Regions from separate parts of the Homo sapiens genome. Here region 2 is linked to region 1. A link is an interaction called in ENCODE POLR2A ChIA-PET data of the cell type or tissue named here. Cell type or tissue: B cell. All regions are shown on one strand. Each heading gives the region's core, and the rest is flanking DNA. Links, peaks and the distances in the headings are about the cores only. Region 1 overlaps ERO1B (endoplasmic reticulum oxidoreductase 1 beta). Region 2 overlaps ARID4B (AT-rich interaction domain 4B).

The links. Peaks named below come from ENCODE experiments on the same cell type or tissue, not always from the same donor. Only the 100,000 strongest peaks of a DNase experiment are listed, where the experiment ranks them.
Region 2: POLR2A ChIA-PET joins it to region 1 with 9 read pairs; 2 of 35 experiments call an interaction of 5 or more read pairs at or near these places.

The regions. Positions count from the first base shown.
Region 1 is chr1:236,270,772-236,280,139 of GRCh38, forward strand. The region is part of intron 1 of ERO1B (endoplasmic reticulum oxidoreductase 1 beta); the gene reads right to left. Among named protein-coding and RNA genes, the nearest start is that of ERO1B, 6.5 kb to the right of the region's middle. In B cell, for the core only: no CTCF peak of the experiment used is centred there; no DNase peak of the experiment used is centred there.
Region 2 is chr1:235,202,646-235,212,013 of GRCh38, forward strand. All of the region lies in intron 17 of ARID4B (AT-rich interaction domain 4B), which reads right to left. Among named protein-coding and RNA genes, the nearest start is that of MIR4753, 17 kb to the left of the region's middle. In B cell, for the core only: no CTCF peak of the experiment used is centred there; no DNase peak of the experiment used is centred there; H3K27ac peaks cover 454 bases.

The DNA of each region.
Region 1 (9,368 bases), core at 2,340-7,339:
ATTCCATTTACAGAACACTTTTTAAATGAAAAAATTTTAGAAATGGAAAGCATATCATTTGTTGCCAGGGATTAGGGACTGGGGTAGGGGATGGATGATGGGGTAGGTAGGGTAGGAAGGAAATAGTGTGGTTATAAAAGGGCAACAGAAGCAATATTTGTGGTGACAAAACTGTTCAGTATTTTGACTGTGATGGTGAACACATGAACCTATGTATGTGATAAAATTATATGGAACTAATACATACACATACAAACAAAACAAGTAAAACTGGGAGAATCTGAACAAGATCAGTAGATTCTATCACTGTCAATGTCCCAATTATAACACTGTACTACATGTTTACAGGATGTTACCATTGGGATAAATAGATAAAGAGTATATGGGATTTCTGTGTTATTTCTTGCAACTCCATATGAACTAACAACCAAAATTTTCAAAAAAACAAAAAATGGGTCTCAGCCTGTTAAAGGTTATTTATATGGTCCATAGGAGGAATATATGCAAGTAATGATCAGAAAATGGAAACCAGTCCTTGCAAGCTGTTTCATTCTCATTCTCTCTCCCTAGGAGTATAAATGTGTCCCCAGACTCCCTTCAACAGAGTTAGGGCTATATTATCTTGAGATAAATGATCATTACCAAGAATTTTGGCTCTAGAGTTACATTTACTTTGCTGTCCGACTCACTAGGATCCTGTCACTAACTCCCAAATTTCATTCCATTGCTCTCACTTACTACTTACAAGACTGCGAGTTCTATTTTTTCCTTCCTCCCCAGCCAGTCTGAAATATGTTTGTAAAGACTTCAAATCATAGCCCCTAAATAGGAAAAAAATACAAACCAAAAAGCTCCCTAGGTTTTAAAAATATTTTATCTAGTGATTGTTTTTTATATATAATATATAATTAAATAACAAAATAAATACTGCCAGTGTCCTTTAAGCTCCTCTTTAATTACATCTACCTCCCTCTCCCTAAAGGTAGAAATAAATCTTGTTTTTGTTTTGTTATCAATTTTTCCTTTTCTGGTAATGCAGCCCTAAACAATATGCTTGAGTTTTTTTGTTCTTTCTTATAAATTTTTCTTAAATTGTTGACTTTTAGTTTATAAAGCACCATATTTTACTTCTTTAAAACATTTTAATTGTGGTAGGGGATGGGTTAACAAAGTTGCCATGTACATATTTGTAACCTTTAAAAGACTACTGAGACAGAAACCTGTGTATCACCAAAAACTTTTTAAATACTGCCAGTATCATATTAAAAAGTAAAACAAAAAAACAGATGTTGGCAAGGATGTGGAAAAAAGGGAATGCTTATACACTGTTAGTGGGAATGCAAATTAGTTCAACACCTATGAAAAACAATATGGAGATTTATCAAAGAACTAAAAGTAGAACCATCATTTGACCCTGCAATCCCACTACCGGGCATCTATCTACCCAAAGGAAATCATTATATCAAAAAGACACCTGCACTTGAACGTTTATCACGGCACTATTCACAGTACTGAAGTCGTGCAATCATCACGTAGTCAAGTACCCATCAACGGTGGATGGAATAAAGAAAATGTGGTCTATGTACACCATGGAATACTAAGTAGCCATTTTAAAAAAATGAAATAATGTCCTTTGCAGCAACATGGATGCAGCTGGAGGCCATTATCCTAAGTGAATTAATGCAAAAGCAGAAAATCAAATACTGCATGTTCTCACTTGTAAGTGGGAGCTAACACTGAGTATACATGAACATAAGGAAGGAAACAACACTGGGGACCCCAAAAGGTGAGGAAAGAGGGGGACAAGAGCTGAAAAATTCCCTATACCCATGTAACAAACCTGCACATGTACCCCCTGAAACTTAGGAAAAAAATAAAAAATAAAAATAAATACTGCCAGTATCCTTTAAGCTCCTCTTTAATTACATCTACCTCCCTCTCCCTAAAGGTAGAAATAAATATTGTTTTTGTTATCAGTTTTTCCTTTTCTGGTAATGCATCCCTAAACAATATGCTTGAGGTTTTTTTCCCCCATTTTTGAACTTTAATATTAATGGAATCTAATGTGTGAATTTTTCTGTGATGTGCCTCTTTTGTTAACACGTTATTATGGCATCTATGATGATGAGGTTTGTAGCACCTCATTCATTTTCCCTGTTGCAAGTGTTACATTTTATTAGAATATCATAATTTATCCATTCTACTCTTGATGCATACAGTAGACAGAATGCCCCACCCCCAAGATGTCCCTAATTCCTGAAATAAGCAAATATATTATTTTTGCATGGCAAAGGGGACTTCAAAGATGTGATTAATTTGAGGATCTTGAGATGGAAGGGGTATACTGGATTATTCAGGTGAGATGAGTTCTTTATGAGAGAGGAAGGCGGGAGTGTCAGAGTCAGAGAGAGACTGGAAGATGCTATACTGCTGGCTCTGAAGATGAAGGAATAAAGAGGTCATAAGCCAAAAATCATGACAATACCTAGAAGCTTGAAAAGAAGCCTCCAGAAGGAAATGCAACCTTGCTGACATCTTGATTTTAACCCTGTAAATCCCATTTTCAGAATTCTGGCCCCCAGAACTACAGCATAATAAATTTATATTGTTTTTAAGTCATTATATTTGTGGCAATTTGTCACAACAGCAATAGAAAATTACCACAATCCAAATTTAGATTGTTTTCAGATTTGGCTAAAGAACATTGCTACACAAATGTTTCTGGGCACATATTCTGGTGTAAAAACACATGCAAGAGTTTCTCCAGGTTGGGCCAGGCACAATGACTCACACCTGTAATCTTAGCACTTTGGGAGGCGGACACAGGAGAATTGAGTCCAGCCTGGGCAACATGGCAAAACCCTGTCTCTACAAAAGTACAAAAATTAGCCAGGTCTGGTGGTGAGCATCTGTAGTCCCAGCTACTCAAGAGGCTGAGATGGGAGGATCACCTGAACTCAGGGGGTCGAGGTTGCAGTGAGCCAAAATCACACCACTGCACTCCAGCTTGGGGAAAAGAGCGAGACCTTGTCTCAAAAGAAAAAAAAAAAAAAAAAAAAAGAGTTTCTCCAGGTTATATGCTTAGGAATAGAACCGCTGAAAGTATATGTTCAGCTTTTTCAGGAAATGGCAAAATGATTTCCAAAACAGTTTTACCAATTTATCAGCCCCTCAACAATGAATGGGACTTACTGTTGAGCCATATCCTATTTTTTTTTTTTTTTTTTTTTGAGACAGAGTCTCACTCTGTCACCCAAGCAAGAGCGCAGGATCACAGTCTTGGCTCACTGAAACCTCCGCTTCCTGGGTTCAAGTGATTCTCGTGCCTCAGCCTCCCGAGTAGCTGGGACTACAGGCACATGCCACCATGCCCAGCTAATTTTTGTATTTTTAGTAGAGACAGCGTTTCACCATGTTGGCCAGGCTGGTCTCAAACTCCTGGCCTCCAGTGATCCGCCTGCCTCAGCCTCTCAAAGTGCTGGGATTGCAGGTGTGAGCCACTGTGCCAGCCCATATCCTCATCAATATTTAATATTAATCTATGCTTTAATTTTTGCCAATCTAGTTAGCATGAAAGATTATCTTTTTTCTTATTTGCACTAAGAAGGTACAATGTTCATATGTTTTATGACACATTTATATTTCTTCTTGTGTAAAATGTCTATTTATATCTTTGATTCACTTTTCTGTTAGGTTATCTTCTTCATACTCATCTGCAGAAATCAATACTGCTTCTTCCCTATTCTATTATATTCTTTTAGAACTCCAATTAGATGTATTAGACATTCTCACTCTATTCTCCAGGTATCTTAAGTTCTCTTTAATATTTATTATCCCATTGTCTCTTTAGATTTCATTCTGAATAATTTATTTGCATCTATCTTCCATTCACTTATTCATTAATTCAGCCTATTTACTGAGGCCCAACATAAGATTTGCACTGCTTTAAGTGCTGGGGATATAAAATTAGAAGAAAAAAAAAAGACAGACAAAAATCTCTGCCCTCAAGGAGTTTACATTCTCATAGGGAAAAGGGGGTGCAAAATGAATGAACAAAGTACAGAATGTCAGATGGTAATAAAGTGATATAGATAAAACTAAGGACTGGAAACAGACTGCAGAACTGGGGCTGCTAACCATTTAAAATAGGACAGTTACAGAAGGTGTCATGAAATTTTGGCAAGGAGCAAGACATGCAGGTATCTGGGGGGACAGCATTCCAGGCATTGGGAGTGAGTGCAAAGATCCTAATGCAGTAAGCTTGCCCCATGTTTTTGAGGAATAAGGAGGACTATACAATAGGCAAGAAGGAGAATTAGACCACTATAAGATTTTAGCTTTTACTGAATCTGAGTTATTTTCTCACACCAACCAATTCTCCAACTCTGAGACCAACTGGGTGGTGTCCAACAATTCAATTCTGACACTATCCACCATCAGTGCAGACCTACAAATTAAGGGCTGAGTCCCACAAGATGGCCCCACTCCTGACACAAATCTCAGGTCCTGAGCCACTTGTTCTTCTGACTGGCTATCAATTGTGGGTTCCTAGCACTTCCATTGCAGGTTTGATAATTTGCCAGAATGGCTCACAGAACTCAGAAAGACACTTTACTTACAGTTATCAATTATAAAGGATACAACTCAGTAATAACCAAATGGAAGAGATGCATTGGGCAAGCTACTAAGGCAGAGGGATGTGCAGAGCCTCCGTGCCTCTCTCAACATGCCACCCTCCCAATAAGTCAATGTATTCCCCAACCCGGAAGCTCATCAAATCAAGTTGTTCAAGAGTTCTTACGGAGCTAAATCTCCAGCACCCACCTCTCCCCTTCCTGCAGATTGGTGGGGCCAAAAGTTTCAACTTTCTAATCACTTGGGTCTTTGTGGTGACCAGCCCCCAATCCTGAGGCTATCTATGTAGGGTCCCCGTCTTAAGTCATTTCATTACTATAAACACAAGTGTGATTGAAAGGGGCTCATTATGAGTAACAAAAGGCACTCCTATGACTCAAATTCCAAGGGTTTTAAAGGGCTCTATGTCAGCAATCAGAAATAAAGACCAAATATATTTTTGGATGACACCATGTGAGACAGGAAGCCAATGGGGAGTTTTAAGCAAAGGGTGACAGGAATTTGGTGAGGATAGAATGTTTCTCTTTTATATTTGTGTGGTCAGGGACATTTAAGACAAGAGATGTCAGATAAAGTGACACTTTAGCAGAAATCTAACAGAGTGAATCATATGAATACACGAGAAAAGTGTGTGCTAGGTAGAAGAAACAGTACAAAGGCTTTCAGGCAAGAATGTATCTGCCATGTTTAAGAACAACAGGCAGGCCAATTTGGCTGGAGCTTATGTATAAGGGGGGAAGACTGTGGAAAAAGCAGATTTGGGGGAAAAGATCAGAAATGTGGTTTCTATATCAAGTTTGTGATATCTATTAATCCTCCAAGTGGAGATGTCCAAAAAGAAGTTGGATACATAGATCTAAAGCTGAGAATCCTAGTCTTGGAGACTAACACTGAGAGTCCACTGTACATTTGGTATTTAAAGCTAAGAGACCAGAAGAGATGACTAAGATAAAGAGAAGAAAGAGTACAAGCTTTGAACCCTGAGGTTCAAATGATTAGCAGTCAATGGCAGGGGAGGAACAAAGAAAGAATGCTAAGACAGACTGGTCCACTAGACAGGAAGACAATCAGAAAAGTTTAGTATCCAGGATGTCAGAATAAAAATTATTTCAAGGAGAGTGAGTGATGAGTTGTGAAAAAATGCCGCCAACAGGTAAAGCTGAGGTTTAAGAACAAACCGTTGGCCTTAGCAACAAGGAGGACATCGGCGACCTTGCCAAGAGCAGTTTCAGAGGTGCGGTAGGAGCAAAAGTCTGATTAGAATGGGCTGAAAAATAGAAGAACCAGCAAAGGAAGAATAAATTAAATCTAACTCTTGAATTTTCTAGAGGGAACAGAAAAAATAGGCAAAGGCAGAAGGAATATGTGGATGAAAAGATAACTTTAAAACAGTAGAATTAGCAGCATGTTTTATGATATATAGTCTGGCTTTATCTCTTCACTCAAATCTCATGTCAAATTATAATCCCCAGTGTTGGGGAGGGGCCTGGTGGGAGGTGTTTGAATCATGGGGGCGGACTTCCCCCTTGCTGTTCTCCTGATAGTGAGCTCTCATGAGATCTGGTTGTTTAAAAGTGTGCAGCACTTCCCCGATTGTAAGTTTCCTGAGGCCTCGCCAGCCATGCTTCCTGTACAGCTGTGAGTCAATTAAATCTCTTTTCTTTAAAAATTACCCAGTCTCAGGCAGTTCTTTACAGCAATACAAGAATGGACTAAGCCAGGCACAGTGGCTCACGCCTGTAATCCCAGCACTTTGGGAGGCCAAGGCAGGCAGATCACTTGAGGTCAGGAATTTGAGACCAGCCTGGCCAACATGGCAAAACCCCATCTCTACTAAAAATACAAAAATTAGCTGGGCGTTGTGGCAGGAGCTTGTAATCCCAGCTACTTGGGAGGCTGAGGCATAAGAATTGCTTGAGCCTGGGAGACAGAGGTTGCAGTGAACTGAGATCGAGCCACTGCTCTCCAGCCTGGGTGACAGAGCGAGACTCTACTCCAGGAAAAAAAAAAAAAAAAGAATGGACTAATACATGATGACAGTAAAATTCCATTTGAGAAGGAAAAACTGATGATCCAGGAAAGAAAGAGAAGATTACTGGAGCCATGTCCATGAGCGGCAAACAAGGAATGAGACCTAACATACAAGTGAAGGGGCTGCCTTTGATAAAAGCACACAGTTCATCAATGGTAACCAACAGGAAGTCAAAATATGTGGGTACAGAGACTAGTAAATGGATAGATATGGGTTACTCTGTGGAATTTCTCTTCTGATTGCTCCAATTTTAGTAAGGTATGAACTGAGAGTAAGGATAGATGAAAAGGTGATGGAGAATTAAGGAGAAAGAAAAAAGACATGAAATGGTTGTCTAATTCAATAATCATTTCTTCAGCTGGATATGATCAGCTATTTAATCTATCCATCGAGTTTTAAATTTCAGTTCTAGAACTTCTAATTCATTATTATTAAAATCTTTTTGGCCACTCTTTAAAATCTTTTTTCCCTTCTATACTTCAAGTTTCTTTTTATTTGAACACATTAAACATAGTGATATTAAATTATCTGATAATTTCAGAACCTAAGGTCATTATGTGTTTGTTTCTGTTGTCTAATATCTGATTCATGGTGCCCTGTTTCCTTGGGTGTTTTGTGATATTTTACTGCTAGCTGTTTATTCTCCTTGGCACTTCATCTTCAATAATTTTTCGAGGTTTGAGTTGAAAATAAATTCCTCCAGAGGTGATGGATATTTGCTTTTATTGGAAACCCAGGGCACACAAATTTGGGACTGCTATGAATTTTCCCAGAATAAATATTTGGCTTGCGAACCTGTGTGAGGACTGTCTCATGGTTACAAATTCTCAAAAGTTTCTTCCCTGCTTCTCCCAGCAAGTTTCTTTTATTCCCTTTACTTAGAATGGGTTTCATTTCTCGTTTACCCTTATACTGAGGATGTAATTGTTTGAAGTCCAGGCTCCAAACAGCTACATCCTCAATATAAGGGTAAACGAGAAATGAATTATGGTGGAGGCTCCTATTAGTTTCCTCTCACTGGGCAGACACGGGGTTATTTCTTGCCCACTCCACTCCATGCAACTGCTAAAGCAGCTCAAGATCTTTAGGGTTTAGGAGAAGCCCTCAGAGTAACGGACTGGTATAGCACTATTTAAGTTCTAAGTTTCTGGCTTTTCATATATTGAGGGGCTCTGTGTATTACTCAATTTTATGCCACCTCAGAAATGCATTTAGAAAAACTTACATATATCTAATTGAAATTACTTTTTAAAGGAAGATTGTTATATCACTTGTATGCACTATGCCTTTAGTTTCCAGTGCTTCACCAAAGTATATTTACATTTCATTTATACGATAATGGGGCATGAGATATACAAACACGTATCATTTTGTGTGTTCAAAAATATTTTTCTGCTTTTATTTTGGAAGGGGATAACATTTAAAATATGTATCTCCTTTAATGACTTTGATTTCTTGTGAACAGAGGTAGTTTTCAAAAATTCTAATTCTTCCCTTTATCAGTTTTCTACCAATTTATTATATGGATGAAGTCAAAGAACTGGCTGAATTCCACTTTTTGATTTTCCTATTTTCCATCTCTTTTTCTATACTAGAGAGAACTGAAAATACCAACATACTGTATAGACCAGAAAGGGTTCCACATTAGGGCTCCACTGTAAAGTCACTCATTCAATTAAGACATTTAAGTTCTTTGAACTTCAATTACCTCAATGGTCCCACTTCGGAGAGATTGTACGTGTAACCATGTTATAGATTAAAGTACTATCTAAAAGATGATCAGGCCAGGCACGGTGGCTCACGCCTGTAATCCCAGCACTTTGGGAGGCCAAGGCGGGTGGATTACCTATGGTCAGGAGTTCGAGACCAGCCTGGCCAACATGGTGAAACCTCATCTCTACTAAAAAATACAAAATTAGCCGTGTGTGGTGGCACACACCTATAGTCCCAGTTACTCGGGAGGCTGAGACAGAAGAATCACTTGAACCCAGGAGGTGGAGGCTGCACTGAGCCAAGATGGCGCCACCGCACTCCAGTCTGGGTGACACAGAGCGAGACTCCATCTCAAAAAAAAAAAAAAAACAGCACAGTAGAAAGTACTGCTGGCGGCCTGGGCGCGGTGGCTCACGCCTGTAATCCCAGCACTTTGGGAGGCCGAGGCAGGCGGATCACCTTAGGTCAGGAGTTCAAGACCAGCTCGGCCAACATGGCAAAACCCTGTCTACTGGGAAAAAAAAAAAAAACACACACACAAAAATTAGCCAGGCGCGGTGGCAAGCACCTGTAATCCCAGCTACTTGGGAAGCTGAGGCAGACAGAATTGCTTGAACCTGTGAGGCAGAGGTTGCAGTGAGCCAACACATGCCATTGCATCCAGCCTGGCCAACAGAGTGAGACACTATCTCAAAAAAAAAAAAAAAAAGAAAGTAAGTACTGCTGGCAACAAAAACCAAATATATTCACTTGGAAGACTGTTTGGCACAATGCTACTTCAAATATTCACAAATCTTTAACTGTTGGACTATATTTATATTCATTTGGATATAATGAAATTAAAAGTACAGGGGCAGGCCAGGTACAGTGGCTCACACCTGTAATCCCAGCACCTGGGAAGCCAAAGTAAGAGGCTCGCTGGAGGCCAGGAGTTGAAGATCAGCCTAATAACATAGTCCCCATCTCTACACAAGAATTTTAAAAATAC
Region 2 (9,368 bases), core at 1,425-6,424, 1.1 Mb before region 1:
TTCAAGTGATTCTCCTGCCTCAGCCCCCTGAGTAGCTGGGATTACAGGTGTGTGCCACCACGTCCAGCTAATTTTTGTATTTTTAGTAGAGACTGGGTTTTGCCATGTTGGCCAGACTTGTCTTGAACTCCTGACCTTAGGTGATTTGCCTGCCTCAGCCTCCTGAAGTGCTGGGATTACAGGCGTGAGCCACCACACCTGGCCGTAGAATGAAAAATTATATGAGACTCCAAGACCATAAGTACACATGTGGACGTATTCATTTGACAAACACCTCTAAGGTATCTATTATGTAATAACAGAGTCTGCTAGGCACTGGGTACTCAGCAATGAATCAACAAACACAGCCCTTGCCTGCGAGGAGCTTACAATTCAACAAAAGAAGACAATACTAAACAGTAATGACAAATTGTGAATACAAACGTGAAACTTTCTGAAAGAAGCCACCACACAAATATTTGATTTTTCAAATGTTTAAAAATATTCATACAAGGCTAAAAGATACCATTCAGAGACCACAGCATACTTGCTCTCACCACAGAAAAATTGGATTTCTAAAAAGAAAACTTTATGGCTTTTGTACAGATGCATTGGCAAATTATGTAAGAAATCATTTTGTAATAATAAAAATGGAAAAGAACATTAGTCGACCAGATATACTACCAAAATGGTTAATATGCCCACATCAATTCAGCTTTTGGTTCTTCTTAAACCCAATTTTAAAAGAAATATTATCAGCATATAGTTAATATATACCTAAAAAGCACAGTCTTAAGAGATTTAAAAATAAACAGCATGCAGAATAAAGGTATTTTAAAAATAACTTCGTAAGTAAAATCAAATTAATATAAACTTGAAACCTCACTCTTTGAAATATGTATAGATAAGATAAAAATCTAATAACCAACCATTAAGTAAATGTTAAAATCATCTATATTTTGCTTTCTATAATGAATAGATTCATTTAATAATTGTTGCACAATATGTATTTTATATCTTGCCTCTCTATAATCAAAAAAGTTAATGTATGTCATATAATTAACTTACTTAGTTTTTAAGAACCTCACATCTAAAGTGGAAATTTGTACTGTCTTAGTATGGAAAGGGATTTCCCCACCTGAATTAAATAAATAAAAGTATGACAAAATAATAGAAAAAAACACCAAGTCAAGATAAAAAGCAGTGTTAATCATTATTAATTATAAACTTCATAAGCAATTTTATCAATATTTACCTACTTTATGAATTTTATATAATCTCAATTTATATGTATTTTAATCTGACTATCTAAAACAAGATATATGAAAATAACAACTGATCACAATTAATACTTTTAATCATGTATCTACAATAAAATGAAACAAAAAAGTAGTATATTATTCAAAAATAAAATTCCTGCCGGGTGCAGTGGCTCACATCTGTAAGACTAACATTTTGGGAGGCCAAGGCAGGCGGATCATGACGTCAGGATTTCAAGACCAGCCTGGCCAGCATGGTGAAACCTCATCTCTCCTAAAAATACAAAAATTAGCCGGGCATGGTGGCACACGCCTGTAGTCCCAGCTACTCGGGAGGCTGAGGCAGGAGAATTGCTTGAACCCAGAAGGCGGAGGTTGCAGTGAGCCAAGATCATGCCACTGCACTCTAGCCTGGGTGACGGAGCGAAACTCCGCTTCAAAATAAAATAAAATAAAATGAAATTCCTAAGTATGATATAAACATTTCATATTTCTACTTCATATAACACTTAAATCTACATCAGAGAGACAGCGATGGTATTCCTCACACTTAAGAATATAACAGCAGAATGACAGAACCATAAATATTATAGCATAGTCATATTTAAGAGTTGACATAAACAGCTCAACGGAATGGTATAGTAATTATATCAATAGGTTTTCCTAAGCAATGTAACGCTATAAAATGAAACGGAAGTATAGGTCTTTAGGCAGAGGTAATATGTAATAATAAGAACACTAATACAGCATTTTACCAAAGCGTACAAAGACAACTGCAAATGGTTAACTGTGCCATTAATTGCATATTGTAATGCAGATGCTAAGTTTTTTAAATTCCCCAAAAGTGTACTTTGTTAATATTTGATAAATGTATGGAATTAGTTATTTGTGCGTACTTAGACAAAAATATCAATGTACCTGCCAATCTACGAAACTACTGAATGAAACAGGTCCAAGTTTAGTAAACATTCTAAGATGAATACACAAAGAAAAATTAAAGCCCATTTGAGTACAACACATAACTGAATTATCATCTTTTTTTCATGAAGGAAATGTTTATGTTCATTTGTACTCAAAATCTATGGTTAACTCAAAAGCCACTCTCTTTTAATACAAACTTACAGATAATGGAAACCACTGTCAAATGGTCATTTTATAGGCCTCTGACTTCTGTACTATAGAAACAACGCAGACAACTTCCCAGGGTACCTTGCTTTCTATCATTACCAGGACAATTATTTCAAAGAAAATGAGTAGAACAACTTTGTACTCTATTTCAATATTCCTAAATCCAATGGCATACACAACTCAAGTACAGCAGGGATCAGATTACATGGAAATAAGAAAGAAAAAAAATGAAGGACACAAAACATTTTAGAGCAGGAAAGAACAAAGAAATTAAGCTGAAAAGTGACTTAAAAATTTTTTAAGGACAAAAGGAGACTAAGAATAGCTAAAAAGTAACAGAAAATTAATATTTCCAATCAAATTCATTCCAGTCTCTCAGTCTCGACTCCATTTTGTTTGCTAAGAGATGAGCTCTTTATGTAACCCAAAGAGGTCACATATATCATATACAAATATGAACTCAGATTAGAACAACAATGTAAACATTACAGCTAAAACTATAAAGTTCTTAGAAGAAAACATAAAGGAAAATTTTCAGAACACTGGATTTGGCAATGTTTCTTTGGAAATAACATCAAAAGCAGAGGCAACAAAAGAAACATTTGCAATCATGTATCTGATAAGGGAATAACATCTAGAATATATGAAGAACTATAATTCAACAACAACAAAACAACTGACCAATTCAAAAATGGCAAAAACTTGAAGGGACGTTCCTCTAAAGAAGATATACAAATGGCTAATAAGTACATGAAAAAATGTTCAACTCTACATTTCAAGTACATGAAAAAATGTTGCATTAGGAAAATGCAAATCAAAAAAGCACAATGAGATAAACAGAGAATAACAAGTGTTGACAAGGCTGCAGAGAACCTGGAACCCTAACACATTGCTGGTGAGAATGTAAAACGGTGTCGTCTCTGTGGAAAAGTTTGACAGTTCCTTAGAATGTGAAACACAGAGTTATATATAAATGAGGTGAGAAGCAGCTCCAGTGAGAGGGTCAAGCCATATCTGTCCCAATCCCCTATTATAGGTATCACTTTAAAAAACCAGTGGCTTTTATTTGGATTTTACCTTCTGCTCTACTTCCATTTTGTTGTCAGGAGGTCCAATTTAGTTCAACATTCATTTAGTACTTATCATATGCCAAATGAATACTTTTCTAGATGTGGTAAGGGATATTAGGAGAATAGATATGAAACAGAAATTTTTTTCATATTTTAAAATTAAGTTCACTTTTGTAATAATACATAACGTAGTCCTAATGTAGAAAGCTTGAACGATGAAGAAAAAAAGAAAAGGAGGGGGAGGAGAGTTGAAGGGAAAGAATTTACCCAGAGTCCTAGGTGAAAGTTATATTCCAGATCAAATTCCTTTGGCTCGGAAAAATAATTTAGAAAAATTCAATATCAGAATTGTGACTCAAGTTAGGATTGGAAAAATAGGAACAGAAACCAAAAAAATGTTAAATGGATATCAGAAAGAAATAGGGGAAAAATTAGAAGGGAGAAAACACATAAAGATGAGGAAGACAGAAAAGATAATTGAGGAGTGGTTTCTTAATTTTGAGAAAGGAAGAAAAGGAAAATAAACAAGAAAAATGGTTGTAGCTGGAGCAGCTGGAGCCCAAGCAAAGCATATCACGGAAGGAGTGATCAACTGACTGTAAAGCCACTGATAAGGTACGTAAGAGGGCAAGAAAAGCAGGAGGAATTTATCTACAAAGGGTCACTAGTGTTCCTGGTAAGCACAGTTGTGGAGACACAGTGAACAAAAGGCTGATGAGAGTGGATTTACACAGAAAAAGGAGAGAAACTGAGTAACAAGTGTAGGTAACTTTCAAACAGTTCTGCTGAATGAAAATGGAGCGAAGAAATGTCACAGTAGAAGTCAGGCTCCAGAAAAGATTTTCCTTGAGATGTGACAAATAACCACAGATCTGTAAGTAGTGGGAATGACTCAGAACAGAGCAAGAAAATGGGCCATGTCTTTGATCAGTCAAGAAGGGATGCTTATGAAGACTGGCTTCAGACAGTAGCATGACTGTATATCTATGGCTAAAGATGAAAACACAGAGAATGTGGCAGCAAACGCAGTTAGGTAGGCAGATCTTATGAAGTGTGTAGAAATGTTTTTCTTGTTTCTATCTCTCAGTAGGTACAAAGCAAGGTCACCAGCTGAAAATGAGGATAGGGAAGAGATGTTGGGGATGTGAAGACATAAGCAGCAGTATGAAATAGTCTTCTAAGAAAGTAGGAAAGTGAATGGAAGAAGGACATAGAGAATTAAGGACCCACTTGAGGTTCACAGTAATGAATTTAAAATAAGAACAGTCATTGTGGTTGCTTGCTTTACTCCAACCACGATCGGCTGCACAGGTGCAGGCAAGGAGCTGGAGGGTTAGATTTAATCAAGGTTCTTGTGGTTTTGTCAGATGAGTACTATAAAGCAAAAGGAGAGAAAAAGAACAGCTTGAGTCAAAAGAAGTGATTATAATAATAATGCCAGGGAATGTAAGCAATATCAAGGGAAGACTGAGTGCATTAACTGGGGTGAAGAGGTAAGGGGTGGTAGGATCAATACCTTAATAAAGAATTTATTATTATTATGAATTCCTTAATAAGGACCACTTCTTGGTATCTTTGGTGACAAGCACAGTATTTGGCACATAGTGGGTATTCAACTTATGTTTGGAAAATAAAGGAATAAAGTGTGATAAAAAGCAACTGAATGATGGCAAAAAATAGGATTGAGCCTACTCATTTGTGAAAGCCTTTTACCAGGTTTTTTCATCCCCTAACTCATTCCCTCCTAAGAGGATTTAATTTGTTTGGCGAAAATATTTTTTAAATGTAACACATTTTTAATTTCAAATAATATATTTAGCATAATTTAGCTTATTTTCAGTTCTCTGTAACTGTTAACATGCACTAGAACTGTTGTGGCTTATTTAAGAGTTTTACAACTGAAGTTTTACAGTGTCTCTTTTACTTTTGGGTTCCCATTAATGCAGCTGGTGATCTTCAACATACAAAAAATTATTCTCTAACTAAATTTGCAACTCTTTGATTACAGAAAGCCAAGTTGGAAATGAGCGAGAAAATTCAATCAGTATTGATACACTATTACAAAATATTGATGTATTTTAAATTCCATGCCAATTAGTCTAGATAGTTTCACTCAGTTGTTACTAAACAAAGAAATCCAACACACTCAACTAGTTTACGGCATGTTAATTTCAATGTGTACCCTTACTTTCAAAAATCAATCCCATATTTACGACACGACTTAGAAACTTGAGAGTGAAAGGGATCAATTAGATAATTATGCTAAGATTCTCTATAAAATATTAACATCACTAAGAAAAGTTAAATAGAGAGCCTACTATTAAAAACTACTTAAGCAGAACTAAATTTTTTTTAAATGTAGGGAGACATTTTAAAAGACTAAAAGAGAACACACTATAATATTAGTAATTTTATTATTATTTTTTTTCTATTTTTTTGAGATGGAGTTTCGCTCTTGTTGCCCAGGCTGGAGTGCAATGGCGCAATCTCGGCTCACCGCAACCTCCGTCTCCCAGGTTCGAGCGATTCTCCTGCCTCACCCTACCTAGTAGCTGGGATTATAGGCATGTGCCTCCATGCCTGGCTAATTTTGTGTTTTTTTTTAGTAGAGATGGGGTTTCTTCATGTTGGTCAGGCTGGTCTCGAACTGGTCTCGAACTCCCAACCTCAGGTGATCCGCCCACCTCGGCCTCCCAAAGTGCTGGGATTACAGGCGTGAGCCACCGTGCCCGGCCGGCCAGCAATAATTTTATCTTTCTACTTTTATGTATTTTTCTAAATTGTTATTTTTAGAAGAGTTTAAAAAATAATTTATGAGCATACTCCAAACATGCCTAGTGCTTGGTGACATAGTAAGTAATATAGTGCTAGACAATAGTTTTAGATACTGTCACTGCATCAGAAAAATTCTGTAAGAGTATTATAATATTTGTGGTTAAAGAGTTCAAGCCCTTTCCAGTAAATGTGGTGTGAACATGTTAAAATATGACTTTTTTTCATCACAACAGTAGAAAACAAACTTGCCCAAATGTTAACCTTTGTATAACAAAAATCAACATTTTCAGCTGTGAAATAGGGACATACATGAAAATTATATTAAAGATTTATACAGGTCGGGCGCAGTGGCTCACGCCTATAATCCCACCACTTACGGGGGCAGAGGTGGATCACCTGAGGTCAGGCGTTTGAGACCAGTCTGGTCAACATGGTGAAACCCCATCTCTACTAAAAATACAAAAATTTGCTGGGCATGGTGGCATGTGCCTACAATCCCAGCTACTTGGGAGGCTGAGACAGGGGAATCTTTTGAACCTGGGAGGCGGAGGTGACAGTGAGATGATATCACGGCGCTGCACTCCAGCCTAGACAACAAGAGCAAAACCTCATCTCAAAAACAAACAACAAACAAACAAACAGCATTTTAGTTAGAAAAAAAAGAAAAATGTAAAAATTAACAAGAAAATTGATTTTTTTGTTTTTTGTTTTGTTTTTTTTTTTTTGAGATGGAGTCTTGCTCTGTCACCCAGGCTGGAGTGCAATGGTGTGATCTTGGTTCACTGCAACCTCTGTGCCCCTGGATCAAGTCATTCTCATGCCTCAGCCTCCCAAGTAGATCGGATTACAGGCACCTGCCACCATGTCTGGCTAATTTTTGTATTTTTAGTAGAGATGAGGTTTCGCCATGTTGGCCAGGCTGGTTTCGAACTCCTGACCTCAGGTGATCTGCCCGCCTCGGCCTCCCAAAGTGCTGGGATTATGGGCATGAGCTACCCGTGCCTGGCCTAAAAACAGTATTTTTAAACAAAAAGACAGACACTCTTACATTATTTGAGAAAATCTCTTTACCGGAAAAACATGTTTCATGGCCAGGAGCATTGGTTCATGTCTATAATCCCAGCACTTTTGGAAGCCAAGGCAGGAGGACTGCTTGAGCCCAGGAGTTTGAAACCAGCTTGGGCAACATAGTGAGACCCCATCTCTACAAAAGATAAAAAATTAGCCAGGTGTGGTGATGCACACCTAGAGTCCCACCTATTCCAGAGGCTGAGGTGGGAGGATCACTCGAGCCCAAGAAGTCGAGGCTGGAGAGCCATGATTGCACCACTGCACTCCAGCCTGGGTGACAGAACAAGGTCCTGTCTGTCTCTCTCTTTTTTTTTAATCTGAAATACTTGTTTCAGATTAAAAAAACCATGGAAATAGGTCCACACAAATCTCCCAAACTGCTTGTCATGAATGACTACCACTGAAGATAAAACTATTTTCATGAACCTCCACGCATAAATCTTCATTTCCAATTTCACATCTGTTAAGTATAAATTTAGAGATCAAGCTGAAGACCCTAAAAATAAAAGAAAAATTGTCATACAGCTGATGAGGATTTGTTGCAGTCCTTATTAAATTAGCTTCAGAACTGGAGGAGCCGCAAAAATAAAAATTATTGCTTATTTATCAATAAGACAGACTGATTATTGCAGAAAGAAATAAAATAGTTATGTTAACTCTAAGAAGATTAACTGCTTAATCTACTGAAGTACATTTGTTTTCTCCATGATGTTGGAGTGTATAGAGATCCATCCTACAGGTCTTCATCAAGATGTTAAGTTTTCTTCTTTTGAAAGTTCATAGCATACAAGCACTTGAGTTCTCAGAAATAGATGGCAACGTTCACAGTAACACAAGCATGTCTTGTTGAACTAGGTCGCATTTTCCTCCCTATATTATTAAAAACTTGAATGCCTCAATTTAAATTCTTTCCTTTCCCTTCCTGCTATTTAAAAACTAAATTACTAGAGATTCTTTCTACCATCTAAAATCAAAATACTCCTGGAATTCTCTTTCTTTTAGTCAATCTTTTCTTAACAAAACAAAGCTATATCTTAATTGTAAAACAGTTTCATGAATGACTCAGTTCTTATATCTACTAAGCCTTTTTTGTTTAAAGAGCCAATTAATAGAAAATAAGCCTTGGCCGGGCACGGTGGCTCATGCCTGTAGTCCCAGCACTTTGGGAGGCTGAGGCAGGTGGATCACCTGAGGTCAGGAGTTTGAGACCAGCCTAACAAACATGGAGAAACCCCATCTCTACTAAAAATACAAAAATTAGCTGGGCGTGGTGGTGCGTGCCTATCTCAGCTACTCAGGAGACTGAGGCAGGAGAAGCGCTTGAACCCGGGAGGCGGAGGCTGCGGTGAGCCAAGATCCAGCCACTGCACTCCAGGCTGGGCATTAAGAGTGAAACTCCGTGGAAGGAAGGAGGGAAGGAGGGAAGGAAGAAGGGAAGGAAATGAGCCCTGATTATATACAGTGAAAGTTGGAGAACACCTAAATTCTATCCCTTTTTCATAGAATTTCAAATACTTCATAAAGGCCAAGAGGAAAAACTGCCTCTACATGTAAACTAGCAAAATAATCAGAAAAACTAAAAAGAGAGGCAAAAGGTGTTGTGACTCTATCTCATGGGCATTATGCAGTAATTATTCGTTTTTGCTAATCCAAGTATTTCTTAATTTAAGAGATGAGGTCTCATTCTGGCACTCAGGCTGGAGTACAGTGGCATGATCATAGTTCACTGCAGCCTCGAATTCCTGGGTTCAAGTGATCCTCCCACCTCAGTAGCTGGGACTACAGGCATGCAACACCACACCCAGCTTTTTTCTTCCTAATTTTAAACTAACATATTCTACATTTACATTTATATCCTAGGCAGAAGTAGAACTCCCTCTACATTTATATTCGGTAAGATAATTTAGTAAGATCAAAATGACTAGAAGTAAAAAATTGGGCAAAATATTCTTTTGGTAGCTATATCTGAGATCTCAAGTACCTTCTTTGGAATATATTCATTAATAGCCAGACCTTCAGGTGAGGAAAATCACATACCAGAAAGGCAGCATAAGAACCAACAGCTGACACCCGTAATCCCAGCACT